Linked DNA regions of Homo sapiens: region 2 is linked to region 1. The links are chromatin contacts, found by Hi-C or POLR2A ChIA-PET in ENCODE. All regions are on one chromosome and are shown on one strand. The core of a region is the stretch at or near the end of the contact, and the rest is flanking DNA. Distances in the headings are between cores, read along the strand shown. Region 1 holds the start of SCIMP (SLP adaptor and CSK interacting membrane protein). Region 2 holds the start of INCA1 (inhibitor of CDK, cyclin A1 interacting protein 1).

Region 1 (6,655 bases), core at 964-3,463:
GTTCACCTCTAATTCCCCGACTGTTGCTGTTCATGCTAAGTGAGGCCTTGTTCCCACTCGTTCTTCTTCTTTTTTTTTTTTTGAGATGGCGTCTTGCTCTGTCACCCAGGCTAGACTCCACTGGTGCAATCTCAGCTCACTGCAACCTCTACTTCCTGGTTCAAGCTATTCTCCTGTGTCAGCCTCCTGAGTAGCTGGGATTACCGACACGCACCACCATACCCGGCTAATTTTTGTGTATTTTTAGTAGAGATGGGGTTTTGCCATGTTGGCCTGGCTGGTCTCAAACTCCTGACCTCAAGTGATCCACCTGCCTCGGCCTCCCAAAGTGCTGGGATTACAGGCGTGAGCCACTGAGCCTCGCTCCACTTGTCCTTCTCACTGATGTCAGCACCAGAAATGGCCATGTGGATAGTCACTGGCAACTTAAAACCCAAGTGTGCATGGGGAAGTGCACGGCAGGGTCATTAAAAGGAGTCCAGCCTCTCTTCTTCCCTTCTCTATACTTTCACTTCTGGAAAAGACCGGAAACCTTGCCTCATTCCTCTTTCTCCCATGGCCCCATCCCCACCCCGCTTCAGCCCATCAGCCTCCAAATGTAGTCCAAGTCCTCATCTCTGTACCTGGACCATTGCATTTTCGCTGGCCCCTAGCCCCCACTGGGCTCCCCACTGGCTGCCAAATACCAGTGTGACCCTGTCCCTTCCTTGCTTTAAGCCTCTCAGTAGTTTGTTTGTTTGTTTTTGAGATGGAGTCTTGCTCTGTCACCAGGCTGGAGTGCAGTGACATAATCTTGGCTCACTGCAACCTCCACCTCCCGGGCTCAAACGATTCTCCTGCCTCAGCTTCCCGAGTAGCTGGGGCTATAGGCGCCCACCACCATGCCCAGCTAATTTTTGTATTTGTAGTAGAGACAGGGTTTCACCATGTTGGCCAGGCTGGTCTTGATCTCTTGACCTTGTGATCTGCCCACCTTGGCCTCCCAAAGTGCTGGGATTAGAGGCGTGAGCCACCATGCCCCGCCTGCCTCTCAGTAGTTATTTACCACTGAAGCAGAGTGAAGCCTGTGCTCCACATTGCTTCATGGCCAAGACCTCAGGGACAAGTGGACACACCAGGCAGTGGGAGTGGATATGGCAAAGCCAAACCCAGATCTCTTCTCAAAATAATTTTCCAGAGGGCAAAAGCAGATGGCTACACCGAGAACTCACGCCAGCCCAACACACTTTGATCTCGAGGCCTCTGGAAGGGAAGGTGCCTAATGAACTACTGAAAGCCAGAGATGCAATGACAAAGGTACCAAGACTGGAGGTGATCCAGGTCTTTCATCCAAGAGCCCCAAGACGTAGCCTAAATTCATGCTACGGTAATCCCAGCACTTTGGGAGGCCGAGGCGGGCGGATCACCTGAGGTCAGGAGTTCGAGAGCAGCCTGGCCAACATGGTGAAACTCCGTCTCTACTAAAAATACAGAAATTAGCCAGGTGTGGTGGCGGGTGCCTGTAATCCCAGCTACTCAGGAGGCTGAGGCAGGAGAATCGCTTGAACCCGGGAGGCGGTGGTTGCAGTGAGCCGAGATCACGTCACTGCACTCCAGCCTGGGCGACAAGAGCGAAACTCCATCTCAAAATAAAATAAAAATAAATAAATTGACACAGTCAGTGCCTCGCTCCCACCCCCACCTCCAGCATAGCACCATGACAGTCTTCTCACATAACAAGTCCCAAAACACACCATCGGCATCCAGAAAGTGAGAGTAACTCGTTACAGTTGAGACCTCTCACTCCCGGTCATTATCTCATTTCAATCCAAGAGGTAGACTTCTTCATCGCCCCTGACATACACATGAGGAAAAGGCCCAGAGAGGTGAAGTGATGCCTCAGGTCACTCAGCCAGTTACCAGTAGAGCAGATCCTTCAATGCAAGTTTTTCTCCAACCCTACACAGCAGTCGTACCAGGGCCCCAGGCTGCAATCCCCTGGCCCAGTGCTGATCGGTGGCTCCCAGGGACACGCCCTGATGCCAGCGCTGGCAGATGTCTGCTGTGAAGAGAGCAGGAAACTGTCCCTTGGAAAGCTGAGATGCTTACCTGAACTGTGAAAGTATCCATATGTGAGCAGCTAAGGAGACAGCAGTGGCTGGAGTGCTGCAGCTCAGGCACAGCTGGTGAGAGGCATTCCTCACTCACAGGCCTTCACCCACTGCTAGAGACAGTGAGCCCCATCCTGACCACTTCCCCTTTCTAGTCAGCCCACGGGGCAGAGACCCTGGCGTCATCTCTAGGCAACCATCCCTTTTCCAGGGAAGCTCATGACCCACGGCTGTCCAGAAGCCAGAATCTTCTCACTGCCCCGTGTCGCTCCCGCAAGGCCTACCAGAGGACCCTCATGGTGTGGTAGGGGGTCCTGGCAGGGGCCAGGGGCCAGGGTGGAGACTTGGCAGTGGGGGTGGGTTTGGTGTCCCCACAGACGAGTTTGCCGTGAGCATTCCTGGATGTGGCAACCTCAGTCTCAAGAAGAGCGACAGGACGCCAGCTCCCATGCAGAGACAGATCCAGGTAAGAAACCAGCTCATGTGTGACAAACTCACCATCTCACCATGAAGGTGACTCTTGAAAGCTCCTGTGCACCTTGGAACTGCTGAGACATCTTCTGCTTGGAGGAGGCAAGGGACAGGCTTCCTGTTTCTAAAGGCGTGTGAGTGGCGACCTTGAGAAATGTGGCCAGTGGAGCATTTTGACTGAGTTGGGTCCCCTCGTGCAATACTGTGAGACAGAACTCCCAGCGAGGCCCACGGCCTCTGACCATGGGGGTTGGAGTGGGGAAACCAATTAGCCATTTTGTTGAATTGGCTGGTTCTGACTCAAATGAGCAGTCACATTAGTAAAAATAGGCAAACGGATGTGCATTGTATTTGCCCAGAGCGAATGAGTTGTTATCCATTTCAGTAATAATGATAACCAGATATGTCTGATAAATATCTGATAATGTCTGATATATGTCTGGTAAATTTAACAAACACCGGGCTCTGGCTGGGTGCGGTGGCTCACACCTGTAATCCCAGCACTTTGGGAGGCCAAGGCGGGTGGATCACCTGAAGTCAGTAGTTCGAGACCAGCCTGGCCAACATGGTGAAACCCCATCTCTACTAAAAATACAAAAATTAGCTGGGCATTTTGGTGTGAACCGGTAGTCCCAGCTACTCAGGAGGCTGAGGCGGGAGAATTGCTTGGACCCGCGAGGTGGAGGTTGCAGTGAGCCAAGATCACACCATTGCGCTCCAGCCTGGGCAACAGAGCAAGACTCTATCTCAAACAAACAAAACAAAACATCTGGCTCAGAAGATTCCTGATTTGCAGTGTTTACTAATTTCTTTTTTCTTTTTCTTTCTTTCTTTCTTTTTTTTTTTTTTTTTTGAGATGCAGTCTCACTCTGTCGCCAGGCTGGAGTGCAGTGGCTCAATCTCAGCACACTGCAACCTCCGACTCCCAGGTTCAAGCAATTCTCCTGCCTCAGCCTCCCAAGTAGCTGGGACTACAGGTGTGTGCCACCGCATCCGGCTAATCTTTGTATTTTTAGTAGAGACAGGGTTTCACCATGTTGGCCAGGCTGGTCTCGAACTCCTGACCTCAAGTGATCCACCTGCCTCGGCCTCCCAAAGTGCTGGGATTACAGAGTTGAGCCACTGCACCTGGCCAAGGCCTGAACTCTTTCTTCTTAGGCTCATCCAAAGTTTAGCTGCTAAAAAACCTTCCTAAAAGCCAATTTAAAATTTTCTTCTAGGCCGGGCACAGTGGCTCACGCCTGAAATCCCAGCACTTTGGGAGGCCAAGGCAGGCGGATCATGAGGTCAGGCGTTTGAGACCAGCCTGGCCAACATGGTGAAATCCCGTCTCTACTAAAAATACAAAAATTAGCCAGGCATGGTGGCAGGTGCCTGTAGTCCCAGCTACTTGGGAGGCTGAGGCAGAAGAATCGCTTGAACCTGGGAGGCGGAGGTTGCAGTGAGCCGAGATCGAGCCACTGCACTCCAGCCGGGGTGACAGAGCAACACTCCGTCTCAAAAAAAAAAAAAAAAAAAATTCTCTTCTGAGGGGTGAATAAATGCTTCTGTGGATAGAGCTCATCCTAGGCTAACAAAGCTGTGACTTCTTGGTTTGTGTTTCATTCATTCATTCAATAAATTACTCAATAAATTATTTTGCTAACCTTTAAGGACCTCAGTTCAGCTGTGATATAGTAAACTCTGTAGCCCTACTATTTCTAACAATGCCTTTTGCACAGCAAGTTCAAGCCTGAGGTGTCAGGTGATCAGAATTCCAGGCCCGGTTTGACAAAACTTTCTTTGTGAATCCTTCCCTTCTCTGAGCCTCAGTTTCCTTGTTGTAAAATGAAAGAATTCAATTGACAAATATGAAAGTGCTCCAGGGATTTTGCCATCTGCCTTCAAGAAAGTCCCGCAAAGTGTAGGAGGAAGTTGAAGCCATAATATGATGCAGGCTAAATACAATGACCTTCAATTTGTGCCAGACCCTGTGCTCAACAAGTAGAGACTCAGAACTGGGCAAGTCATTCATGGGTAGAGCACATGGCACATGTTCTACAGGACAGAAGGCACATAAGTTATTACTATGCAAAGTGATGAATGCTAGTGCTGTGGAAGCACAAAAGTGGGAGAGAAGAAAGGGTCTGAGTGGTAGCATTTGAACTGGGCCTTGAAGGATGTGTAGGAGCTCACCAAATGGACAGAATGTGGACAGACACAAAGCAGCCATAGTATTTGGAGAGAAAGAGATGGTTGCATGGCTGATCAAGAGTGAATGTGTTGGGCAGTCAGAGGCTTGAGAGCAAAGTTTAGGGACACACACCACGGCATCTGGATCTACCCACTTCCTTGCTATCTACATTCTTCCCCGACTCCACCATTTGTCTTTCCACCACAAGAGGAGGGCAGGAAGTTGGGGCGGTTGTGTTCTTTCTGCACATCTGAAATGCCACCTGCTGGTCTGGGCAACTAAAGAGGTCCCTGAGGGCCCTAGATTAGCGGCTGGACCAGAGGGTGTCAAGGAGAATGAAGGGCACCCTCTAGTGGTCACCTGTGGTGCTTTCTCCTCAGGATTCTGGTCCCTCTGACCTCCCCGTAGGGATGGCTGGACACACAAGATGTTCACCTCTTAAAGCTACAGAGACCATCAGGCTAGAGGACACTCAGAAGGGATTCCAGTCCACCCTTCATCTCATGACTCAACCTTTTTGTCAACATCCGGGTGGCACCCAGCTTCTGCCGTTTTGTTTCTTCTCACTCAGTCATCTAAGTCATGTGTAAAATGAGGTGTTATTCTTTGTGCCACTCACAAGTGTCAATTAATCCCCATCATGAGAAAAAAACTGAAGAAAGAGAAATCATAAGATACAACATATAATTAGAACATTAATAGATTTTATTGCAGTTTTTAAAAAGGTGGGGGTTTTTGTTTGTTTTTGTTTTTGTTTTTGAGACAGAGTTTCGCCCTTATTGCCCAGACTGGAGTGCAATGGCGCGATCTTGGCTCACTGCAACCTCCACCTCCTGGGTTCAAGCAATTCTCCTGCCTCAGCCTCCAGAGTAGCTGGGATTACAGGCATGCGCCACCATGCCCTGCTAATTTCGTACTTTTAGTAGAGATGGGGTTTCTCCATGTTGGTTAGGTGGCTGGTCTTGAACTCCTAACATCAGGTGATCTGTCCACTTCAGCCTCCCAAAGTCCTGGGATTACAGGCATCAGCCACCACTCCGGGCACAATAACTCATCTTTAAAGAGCTCTGAGAGCAATATGGGTGGCCAAAGCACTCAGGTGGAACCAGAAGTCATCACTAAGCAACCGTGGCTGCTTTGTTTGTCCCTAACAATAGCCAAGCAGATGTTGTAGCTCCTCTGTCTCCCACCCTGGCCCCATGACATTGAGGTGGGGTCGTTCCAGCTCAGATGTAAAAAGGCAAGTGTATAAGTATTTGGGGTTGTGGCAGGAGGCAGCCGTGTCTTGTGTATGAAGGGAGTCCCTGCCCACTTCTCCCCATTTCTGGAGGTAAAGATTCCCATGAAAGGTACTAGGAGCATTGGGCCCCTAAACCCCAGAACCCATGAGTATGTTATTTTAGATGGTGAAAGGGATTTTGCAGATATGACTAAGGATTTTGAAGTGGGGAAGTCATGCAGGATTATCGACATGGACCCCATGTAATCACAAGATCCTTCTGAGAGGGATACAGGAGAGTCAGGGTCAGTGGCAGGGGATGTGCTGGCAGAGGCAAGAGACTGGGGAGATCCGAAGAAGGGGTCTCGAGCCAAGAAATGCAGGCAGTCTCAAGGAGCTGGTAATGGCTGGGCAATGGATTTTCCCCTGGGACAGGGATGGAGAGACAGCAGTGATTTCAGTTCTCACTCTTGAACCTTCTCTCTTCTTCGTTCCCAAACATGAGTCCACCAGCCCCATTACCACTCAACTGACTGGGAGCCACATCAACCATAACTCTTATGATTTACCAGTTGTAATACTTAAGCATTTTCTGTGGCCTGGCAATTTATTTATTTATTCATTTATTTTTGAGACGGTCTCACCCTGTCACTCAGGCTGGAGTGCAGTGGTGCAGTCGTGGCCCAACGCAGCCTCGAACTC
Region 2 (4,051 bases), core at 1-2,500, 240 kb before region 1:
AAGGCTGAGGTGGGAGTGTCATCTGAGCCCGGGAGGTCAAGGCTGCAGTGAGGTAAGATCGCACCACTGCACTGCACTCCAGCCTAGGCGTCAGAGTGAGACCCTGTTTCTAAGAAGAAAAAAAAAAAAGCCAGGCGCGGTGGCTCAAGACTGTAATCCCAGCACTTTGGGAGGCTGAGGTGGGCGGATCACTTGAGGTCAGGAGTTCGAGACCAGCCTGGCCAACACAGCGAAACCCAGTCTCTACTAAAAATACAAAAATTAGCCGGGTGTGGTGGCAGGCATCTGTAATCCCAGCTATTCGGGAGGCTGAGGCAGGAGAATCGCTTGAACCCAGGAGGCGGAGGTTGCCGTGAGCCGAGGTCAGCCTGGGCAACAGAGCAAGACTCCGTCTCAAAAAAAAAAAAAAAAAAAAAAAAAGAATACTAGATAAGTTAGGAGAGAGTGCACATAGGCTCCCGAAGGACAGAAGCAGCCAGCTGGAACTGTAGAGGTGAACTAGTATTTATCCAAGGGAACTAGGGATGGGCTGGGAAAGCAGGTGAGGTCAAAAGCGGAGAGAAGTATACCGTGCGGAAGCGGCAGATGGGGCTAGTTGGAGTTGGGCTGAAAGGGCCTAAAGTGGGGTCTAAAGGGGATGTCCTGACTCGGAGGGGGGTCAGCAGAACGCGAGGGAGCAGCGGGAGCTGCGGGGCATTCGGGCCTCAGATAGTTGGGTCCAAGCGGGTGACCTAGATCCAAGGGCAGGATGGAGCTGAAGGAAGCCAGGAAGGATCCTCCACAGTTGACTTCGGGGTAGCCACGGCCTGCGCCTGCGAGGGTGGATGAGGACCCGAGGGTCCGGCTGGGGCTGAGGGGCTGCCTGGAGCCCCGCTGGAGGGAAGCGCCGGGCCGGAGGGCGCGGCCTGCGCCTGAAAGGGCGACGGGGACCCTCGACAGGTGGACCGGGCGTGGCCGGACCTTCCGGGCAGCCCCGCCCGAGGGCACGACTGGGGGCTGCTTCCCTCGAGAGGGGCCCTGAGGTGGTGGGCCCAGGCTGAAGGGCAGGCTGGGGCCTGAGGGACGCCCCGGGTCTGAGAGGGCAGCTCCGGCCTTAGGCGGCACCCGGGCCTGAAGGGGTTGTTTGGGCCTCAGGCGGCGTCCAGGGCGGCCGAACTTGAGGGCCAGGCGGGGACAGAGCGCCCGAGTAGCCGCGCCACGGCCGGCCGCATTTGGCCCCAGCACCTGAAGCAGCTGCGCGGCGAATTCTAGAACTCGGCGGGGCGGGGAGGAGAGAGACGGCGATTCGAGCCGCGGGAGGAGCCGGCGGGCGGTGCTCGTCTGAGGGCGGGGCCTGAGCGGAGCCACCTTCTGGGCGGGCCTCGGCAGGAGGCTCCGCCCCCTGGACGCGCCTCCAACGGCGGCGACGGGAACTGGGCCGGGGCCTGGGTGCCCCCGCGGGTCAGCCCCCGACGTTTCCCTGTTCTTCAGGCGTCTGCAACCCTCCTGGGTTGCGGCGTCTGCTCGCCCTTCTGCGTCCGCAGCTCGGTCCCCACGTTCCCGCTCGCTGGGCCCCACAGGCCAGGAGCGTTGCCCCTTTAACAAGAGTAGCCCGGGTCGCTCCCGGCTCCTTCCCGGGACCGCGCGTACCCGCCCCTCCGCGCGCGCTCGCGCGTCCCCCGCCCCTCGCTCCCGCCCCAGCTCGCGCTGCCCGGGCGGGCGCCGGCCGCTGGCGCCGCTACTGCTGCCGCCCCCGGGGCGCGAGTCCGCCGCCCGCCGCCCGGGCACCCGGCGAGGGGCGGGGGCAGCTCCGAACCGGCCCCAGATCCTTCCCGCTTCCGCCTCACGCTTCCCGGAAAGCTTGTCCCTCTCCGCCGAGCTGCTCCGGGAGCCCCGCCGCGCCGAGGTGAGGGCTGGGGAAGGGGGAGGGAAGGGACGCCCGCGGAGGAATGTGCCGGGTTGGGGGGCGGGGAGCCGGGGTCCGGCGGCGCGATCTAGGCTCAAGAGTCGGGATCATGTGCTGTTTGTTCCGCGGAGGCGCAGAGAGGTGCCAGGCCCGGGCGGCCGCCGGCTGGCTGGACAGGAGGACGGGTCCGCATGGCCGCCCTGAGAGGCCGGGCGGGGACCTGTGTGAGAACCGCCGGGTGGGCAAGGTGCAGGTGGCCCAAGACCCCCTTTCGGGCCGGTCGGCCCCACCCCAGCCGCCCAGTATCCTCCTTGTACCCCACGGCTCCTTCACAGCTGCACCGGCCGACCCCTGTCCCTACCTCTATTCCCTTACCCCGCTGGCCCCCAGCCGTGCCACCCCATCCCTGTCCCATTAGCTGCAGCAACGGCGTCACCATCGCTTGTCCCCACCAGTGTCCTTCCCTCCCCTGGTCAGGGTCTAGGGGGTCAGGGCTGTTCTTCCTGAGCCAGCTTCTGTGATTCCAGCTACTCCCTTCCTGTCCTGGGACAGACCAGCCCCTCACCCTCCCATGCTCTGCCCAGGAAGACTGGTGAGGGGAGGCCCAGCGTGACAGGAGTTTGGGGTCCACTGGGGCCACAGGAGGGGGCTCCGCATCCCTTATCCTTCGTGGTCCTCCTCCCTGTTGTCCGTGGGCGTGGGCTGCTCAGCCTCTCCTCCCAGGGTGTGGGCACCCGATCACCCACATTCCTGGGCTCCAGCCTGGCACCTTCCCCAGGGCAGTGGACGCCATAGCACTAGCCCCAGGTTGGGGCTGGCACCAGCCAGCCGGCTTCCTTTTCTTTCTCCCTTTTAGGGAGGCCCCAGGGACCCTCTACCCTCAAACACAGGTATTTCTGGGCGCCCCAAGGGTGGAGCCCTGAGGGTTGGTCTGATGGCTACAGGATGACCCCACCCTCCCCTGCTCATTGTCCCGGATCCTGAGGAGGAAGTGCTGGGGGCTGGGCAAGGGGCTTAGAGCCCACACAGCTGGCCCTGTGGATCCCAGTCCTGGGCCCTACCTACAGTCCTTGGACTTTGCCCATCTGCACTACTGGCCTGGTGCATGGAGGTTGTGGGCCTCAGGTGGAAACTAGATTCTCCCTTGCCGACACTGTGGGGGAATTTGAGGACAGGTTTTGCATTTGCAGTTTCCTCTCTGGTCTCTCTTCTGGGCTCCCAGTTTGTGCTTTGGCGCCGGAGTTCCCCACCCTGTCTCTTTAACACCGTGTGTTTGCTGTGCTGTGTCTCTTCCTCCTTTCCTCTCCCATTCTTTCCTTCATAGCATGACCTCAGGCTTGCCTTTTGTCTTATTTCTCTAATTTTCTTGGTGTCTGTGACTCTCTGCCCCTCCTCTCTCTCTTCCCACCCCCCTCACGTCTCTGCCCATGTGCCCCTCTCTCTGAATTGCCCTCTGTCCAGCCTCTTTCTCTCTCTGTCCTCTATCTGAACGTTCAGTACATTTGCGAGTGACAAGGAATAAAAATATCACCGTCCCTGCCCTTGGATTCACATTGCATTCAGCCACTCTAGAGGGGCAGCTGTCCGTACTTTTCCTGCTATTCCCCCCGTAACCTTGGCCCTCCAACCTGGGAACCCCAGACGGGTCTCTGGAACCACAGGTGCCTTCTAACAACTCTTCCCCCGCAATCAGGGTATCTCCCAGAGCCCCAGCTGGTGTGGCCAGGCCCCAGGAGTAGGATGGGGCTCCCCCTACGAGGGCCGGTGGCAGCCAGAACTGATACAGCCCCCCTGGTCTGGGGCCAGGACGCCAGGTAACTGGGGGAGACCGCCCAGGTTCCTGCAAGCTGGAATATGGCTGGGGAGAGAGGCAGAAATACCTTTGGGAGTCTCTCAAGACAGTGACATTTGGGAGGAAAGCCAAGGGAATAAGAGCTGGGTCCTTGAGAGGCTGGGTGGCTCTGGGGGAGATGTGAAGAGACTGGTTCCGGGAAGAAGCTGGGAGGCAATGTCTGGGTCCCTGCAGTGGTTCTGACCCCACCACTCCTTTCTCTGTCCTCCAGCTGAGGAGGGCAGGAGTGTCTGGAGCTATGGCTGGTGCCTCGGTGAAAGTGGCAGTGAGGGTTCGGCCCTTTAACGCCCGTGAGACCAGCCAGGATGCCAAGT

The links. A loop is a pair of places that touch in the nucleus more often than their neighbours do. ChIA-PET counts read pairs that join two places held with the same protein, here RNA polymerase II (POLR2A). Pooled maps may share reads with other maps.
Region 2: a pooled map shows a loop between it and region 1 (12-fold over the local background). The contact joins the promoter of INCA1 here to the promoter of SCIMP in region 1. A Hi-C loop is called at or near these places in 5 of 37 single-sample maps with no recorded cell type and 8 of 50 pooled maps. POLR2A ChIA-PET finds 5 or more read pairs at or near these places in 1 of 52 experiments (GM12878).

The regions. Positions count from the first base shown.
Region 1 is chr17:5,232,647-5,239,301 of GRCh38, forward strand. It overlaps SCIMP (SLP adaptor and CSK interacting membrane protein), which reads right to left and starts at 2,214. Exons shown (of 5, transcript NM_207103.3): 1 at 2,089-2,214. The coding sequence starts at 2,109. ZNF594-DT (ZNF594 divergent transcript) reads left to right here. Exons shown (of 6, transcript NR_152840.1): 6 at 2,468-3,357. RefSeq lists enhancers at 2,456-2,655, 4,601-4,900.
Region 2 is chr17:4,996,272-5,000,322 of GRCh38, forward strand. It overlaps INCA1 (inhibitor of CDK, cyclin A1 interacting protein 1), which reads right to left and starts at 1,251. Exons shown (of 7, transcript NM_001394789.1): 1 at 1,225-1,251. It overlaps KIF1C (kinesin family member 1C), which reads left to right and starts at 1,679. Exons shown (of 23, transcript NM_006612.6): 1 at 1,679-1,885; 2 at 3,579-3,699; 3 at 3,949-4,051. The coding sequence starts at 3,976. RefSeq lists silencers at 992-1,081, 1,122-1,991, 2,042-2,141 and enhancers at 3,384-3,995, 3,996-4,051.